Regions from separate parts of the Homo sapiens genome. Here region 2 is linked to region 1. The links are chromatin contacts, found by Hi-C or POLR2A ChIA-PET in ENCODE. All regions are on one chromosome and are shown on one strand. The core of a region is the stretch at or near the end of the contact, and the rest is flanking DNA. Distances in the headings are between cores, read along the strand shown.

Evidence for each region. Hi-C counts contacts between places; a loop is a spot of excess contacts on that map. ChIA-PET counts read pairs that join two places held with the same protein, here RNA polymerase II (POLR2A). Pooled maps may share reads with other maps.
Region 2: a loop to region 1 is called in a pooled map, with 3 times the contacts of the local background. The contact joins the promoter of TFCP2 here to the enhancer-like site in region 1. A Hi-C loop is called at or near these places in 1 of 50 pooled maps. POLR2A ChIA-PET finds 5 or more read pairs at or near these places in 2 of 52 experiments (CD4-positive, alpha-beta T cell and activated T-cell).

The regions. Positions count from the first base shown.
Region 1 is chr12:50,596,219-50,598,918 of GRCh38, reverse strand. The region is part of intron 1 of DIP2B (disco interacting protein 2 homolog B); the gene reads right to left. Among named protein-coding and RNA genes, the nearest start is that of DIP2B, 93 kb to the right of the region's middle. Within about 2 kb of position 1,343, at least 13 of the 41 ENCODE cell types and tissues checked have a DNase peak (open chromatin) inside an H3K27ac peak, as active enhancers do.
Region 2 is chr12:51,171,880-51,174,579 of GRCh38, reverse strand. TFCP2 (transcription factor CP2) reads left to right here and starts at 1,445. Exons shown (of 15, transcript NM_005653.5): 1 at 1,445-2,279. The coding sequence starts at 2,158. It overlaps LOC124902933 (a long non-coding RNA gene), which reads right to left and starts at 25. Exons shown (of 2, transcript XR_007063307.1): 1 at 1-25. RefSeq lists enhancers at 1,123-1,172, 1,265-2,012, 2,113-2,162.

The DNA of each region.
Region 1 (2,700 bases), core at 94-2,593:
TCAATGGGAAAGGATAGGAGAGGGGGGAGAGGGGAGGGGGAGAGGGGAGGGGGAGAGGGGAGGGGGAGAGGGGAGGGGGAGAGGGGAGGGGGAGAGGGGAGGGGGAGAGGGGAGGGGAGAGGGGAGGGGGAGGGGGAGGGGGAGGGGAGAGGGGAGGGGAGGGGAGGGGGAGGGGGGAGGGGGGAGGGGAGGGAAGGGGATCTGAAGACATCTTGGAAGATGCTGGTAAAGGATTATCATCAAAGCTGCAACTGAAAGAAAGAATAAAAAAGGGAAAGGAGATGTTTTATATTCTCATTAGAGAAAGGAGAGCAGGCTGCTTTGTAAAAGCATCCATTTATAGATGACCAGAGAGATGACGCAGTGGCAGTCACGAGGAATTTGGTGTTGCAAAAGGATACATTTTAGAGCAATGTGAGAAGTAGTGGAAAAGCCAGGTAAAATAATATGTTCCAGAAGTCTCTAAGAGGAAGAGGATGGAATCAGGGGGTTGAGGGAGGGAAAAGGAGGGTAGTGTGAGGGAGGAACAGAAGGCAGGCCAACAAAAGGACTTGTGTTAAGATTCTCCCTAAGGGTGTAAGTCTAGAATTAAAACTACTTAACTTTTTTTAAATATATATATTCAAGAAGGCCACATCTTGTGATGAAGGTTGAATCCAATGTTTCCAAGACAGTATCATCCTTATTACCTTAATTATGTGGCTAACCCAGTTTTTATAAATGATCAGGATTCCTGGTCTCTCCTTCCTCTAAAGGAAAGAGAAAAAGTCCTTTGCTCAGTAATGCAAAAGTGGGGTAGGTGCAAATGACTTGACGGCATTAAAGAAACTAAATCAAACTCATATTTAGAAATTACTTGAGTTATTTCTGAAACTTACATCAGTCAGTCATATGGCTGCTCTGGACCCAACCTGAAGGAATTAAGTGTGACCCCGTTCAGTTCAGCAAGCGTGCTCACTTTATCTCACTAAGTTTGCATAAAGAAAAGGAAATCTGAAAGACTGAAAACAGCTCAGCCAATGAGTAAAACTATCAAAAGAACTTGACTGTTCAGTTTTCATCCTTCTCCTTAATTGTGAGAATTCACTTTAATGCATACTTTATGTGCACAAAGACTGAAAATGTAATTACAAAAAAAGCAGCTCTAAAATACTATTAAAGCACTCTGTTGTTTCGGCTAAACAGGAGTCGGCAGTCATCACACACTTGCCAGTCTGTATCACTTGTGACTCAGTCAAGGACTGAACAGGAAATGTGCATGAGCCACCCTCACTGACTCCCATGTGCTGTGTTCTCCTCCTCTCAAACTCCCCCAGATCCATCAGACAACACGCATCCCATCCTCTGATTCAAAGAAGTGATGCTCGTTTGTATTAACGCTCCTCCATGCATAGAAGGGCTCAGCACCACCTAATGGTGCTATATTAAGGTAACACTCTTATTTTTAACCTTTTCCCTGTTTAGAATAATCAAAAAAGTGAGATAGCTGCTGTCTGCGTACTCCAGTTATTTGCCCAATGGATAAACTAAGAAAATTATTTAGATGAAGTACTATGATACTGACAAAGATCCAAAGATTTCAATATAAGATGCCAGATTTTCAAATGCCTTTTCTTAAAATATTTTTTAAATGATTTAAGTAGTTATGTTGTCAAATAATTAATAGTTTCCCCATTCCAACATGTGCTATTGAGCCCTTAAAAAGAATGAAGTAAATCTACATATGTTGACATGGAAAGTTCTCTAAGATAATTATGTGAAAAACAAGGTGCAGAAGAGTTTGTGTAGTGGAGTGCCTTGGTATAAATGGTGTCTCTGGGTATATATTCTTGTTTTGCCTAAAAGGCCATAGAATTCACAAAAGACTGGGGAAATTGGTAAGTTTCCCTACCTACATAACAAAAAAACTAAATTATTTCTTTTAAAATTTAAATTTCTAAAAGAAGTTAGTGGAAATATTTACTCATATAAATATCTGACTACATTTAAAGTAAATACTAATGATTCTTTCATAAAAAGTAATAACCACCAAGTTTTAAGGAAATATAACTAACCAAGACAAGTGACAGCTATTTTTAAAAACACGTAAATAAGATTTATCTAAATATCTTGGGTTATCCAACTCCTTAGTTACCGAATTCTCAGTCTATTTTTTTCATCTGTTTATTTATTTATTTAGAGACTGGGTTATGAGACTGGCTAAGTTTTGAATTTTTGGTAGAGGTGGGGTTTCGCCATGTTGCCCAGGCTGGTCTCAAACTCCTGGGCTCAAGTAATCCACTGTCTCAGCCTCCCAAAGTGCTGGGATTACAAGTGTCAGTGACGGCACCTGGCCATGAATTCTGTCTATTTTAATTCCACTTGAAAACTGTCTCTTTTAGGATCATCCAAACCAGGTCAACCTTCTGAGAGGTTCCCAGTCCTGGAGACAGGTCAAAAGTGAAGCTCAGACTGGTCTGGCACTTATACAGCCATTAGGAAGAGATGAGCAGAAAAGCTCTAAGATTCCACAGCCCAGACTGGCTATGGATATTAACGACCTGCCTCCAACCATCCATACCTGTTCTTTTGTTAATCTGTTTTTACCACCATGCAAGAGAGACAACCAAACTCATACAGTCAAAACTGAGTCATAAGACCCTCTCCCAATTTTTTATTTTTTGTTTCTACTTATAATTCTTACTTTTATACTTCTAAAAC
Region 2 (2,700 bases), core at 196-2,695, 580 kb before region 1:
CTTTTTCTTGGTTCTCTTATTCCTTTTTCATTCCTTTTTAAATTCAATAAACATGTTTAAAAGTCCTGTTGAAAGCAGGAACTATAGTAGGAGATATTTAGAACGCAAGCCTGAAAAAGACCTATTCCTTATTCTTTAGATCAATCTAGTGAGAGAGGCAGATATATACAAAAGTATAAGTCAAGGCAGATTTTAAAAAATTCAGCAACGGAATACAACAATGAACCAAGACTTTCACATAAAGGCAATGTCTTGTAACGAAAAATGCCAGGCTTTGGAATCAGCTCTGAAGCTGGCATGTCAATTTAGCTCCGGCCAATTTAAGGGCTTAGCCTTGGTTTCTTACTGATAAAATAAGAGTCATTAAATTTAGCTTTATAATTCTAATTCCAAGATCGCTTTGAGGACTACTCATAGTGTAATAAAGTTCCTAGCAGTAGTTGATACTTAATAAACAATGGCCATTATTACTCAATCCTCAAAGGAGGAAGGTGGAGCAGATAAAGTTACTCCCACTCCCGTTTACAAACGAGGAAGCTAAATCTGTGACATTAAGCAATTGTTCTGAAGACACCAAAGTAGCAAATGAAGACGCCAGCCTAAACTCTGATTTTCAGATCTTTTAAATTCCAACACCCCATACCAGCACAACAACCTTTTAAAAACCACTGTTTTTTTTTTTTTTTTTTTTTTTTTTTTTTTTTTTTTTGAGACGGAGTTTCACTTTTGTTGCCCAGGCTGGAGTGCAATGGCGCGATCTCGGCTCACTGCAACCTCCGCCTCCTGGGTTCAAGAGATTCTCCTGCCTCAGCCTCCCGAGTAGCTGGGATTACAGGCCCGCGCCACCACACCTAGCTAATTTTTGTATTTTTAGTAGAGACGGGGTTTCTCCATGTTGGTCAGGCTGGTCTTGAACTCCCGACCTCAGGTGATCCGCCCGCCTCGGCCTCCCAAAGTGCTGGGATTACAGGCGTGAGCCACCGCGCCCGGCCTAAAAACCACATTTTTACTGATCTCATGCTTTTCTGTTCAAATGCATTAGAGAGGATGCCGAAGATAAAATGAATATACAGGGAAGTGGGACTTATGCAGGGTCTTGACCTCCGGAGAGGTGAGTTTAAGGAGACAGGAGTATGGGCAGGAGCAAGCGCACACACGTAAGGAGCGTTTGGGAAGCCGTCAAGAGTCCGCCAGGGGTGGAGTGGGTTCATAAGGCTAGAAGAAGGGCTCCTTCCATGGCTCAGGGTGACGACTTGATGGGTAGCGAATACCAGAACTCTGGTAACTACACGGATACACGTTTAAACCCGGACACTTGCACGCCGGGTCCTCCCCGTGATCGCCCAGCCCATCTCGGGGGCAGAGCCGTGGCGCAGCCCGCCTATCATCGCTGCCGAGACTGACGCGGTCTCTTCTTTATAGGCGAACGACAGCGTGACGTCATGTTCGCCGGGCAGGCGAGGAAAGAGGACGCCATGATTGGTTGGCGCTGGGGCGGCGGACGGTGGAAGGGCCTGGCGAGTCTAGGTTTTACGCCTGTGCTGGACTTTCTCCTTCCATGTTTCCAGGCCGTGGGGGGCTACAGAGGGCGAGAAGTCGGCTCAGCGGAAACCTGGATTTGGTTCTAAGCCGTGGGGTTGAGAAGGGGTGACCGGAAGTGATCGTGGGACTGACCGGAAGCGAGGCCTGGAGGGGAAAGAGAGAGCGAGACCTGGGAGGGAGGGGGCCTCCAGCAGAAAGGGGCGGGGGAAAAGGTGCAAAAGCAGCGTGGGAGCGCCGGGCTGGCTTCCTGCGGCTGCTGCTGGTCTGACTGGGAAGCAGCAAGCCACCACTACGAACTCTCAAGAGGAGTGGGAGTGCGGGAGTCCAGAGCTGCCTCTGGGAAGTCTGCAGTAGTTGAGCAAAGGGGTCCTCACGTTCCTGAGAGCTGGGCAGGGGGGATTTTGGAACCTGGGGCAGCCAAGAACGAGCAGCCAAGGGTACGGGAGATTAGTTGTGCACAGAGCAGTGCTGGTCGGGCTTGGGGGTGGCTGGTGGGCACTGCGTGGGAAACCTTGGTTTGTAGTTTTCTTGGTTTGCGTTACTCCTGTTGGGTAGAATTACCCTCCGCGCCTTTGTACAAGACACGGTGTCTCCTGGGGCAAGGAAGGAGCCAGGATGGCCTGGGCTCTGAAGCTGCCTCTGGCCGACGAAGTGATTGAATCCGGGTTGGTGCAGGACTTTGATGCTAGCCTGTCCGGGATCGGCCAGGAACTGGGTGCTGGTGCCTATAGCATGAGGTGAGTGAGATTTTCCCAGACCCTACACCTTCTGAATAACAAAGGCGGATAGACACTAAGAAAAGGGGTTGAGTGGGAAGGAGGTGTATAGAGTTTTAAAAAGCTGTTTACGATTGGGGAAAAGGGACTTGTTCTTTTGTCGCTTTGAGTAGTTAGTGTTGTGGAAGAAATGGAAAAAGCGATTGTAGGCGATATGAAGCCTGTGCAGAATCAGTGGAAGAAGGAAGTGGTCCCTGATTAGTAACCAGATGAATGTTGAGAGGCTTTTGTGCCAATGTGGGAGACTTGGGGACTGATGGTGTATGTGTGGGTAAGTCTGACGTTGTGTGAAGAAGGGTTACATATAGCATAGGAATGGTATCTAGGAAGTTGGGAAATTGGGAGCTGGTGCTTAATGATGAATATTGGTTCGTTTCTTGTT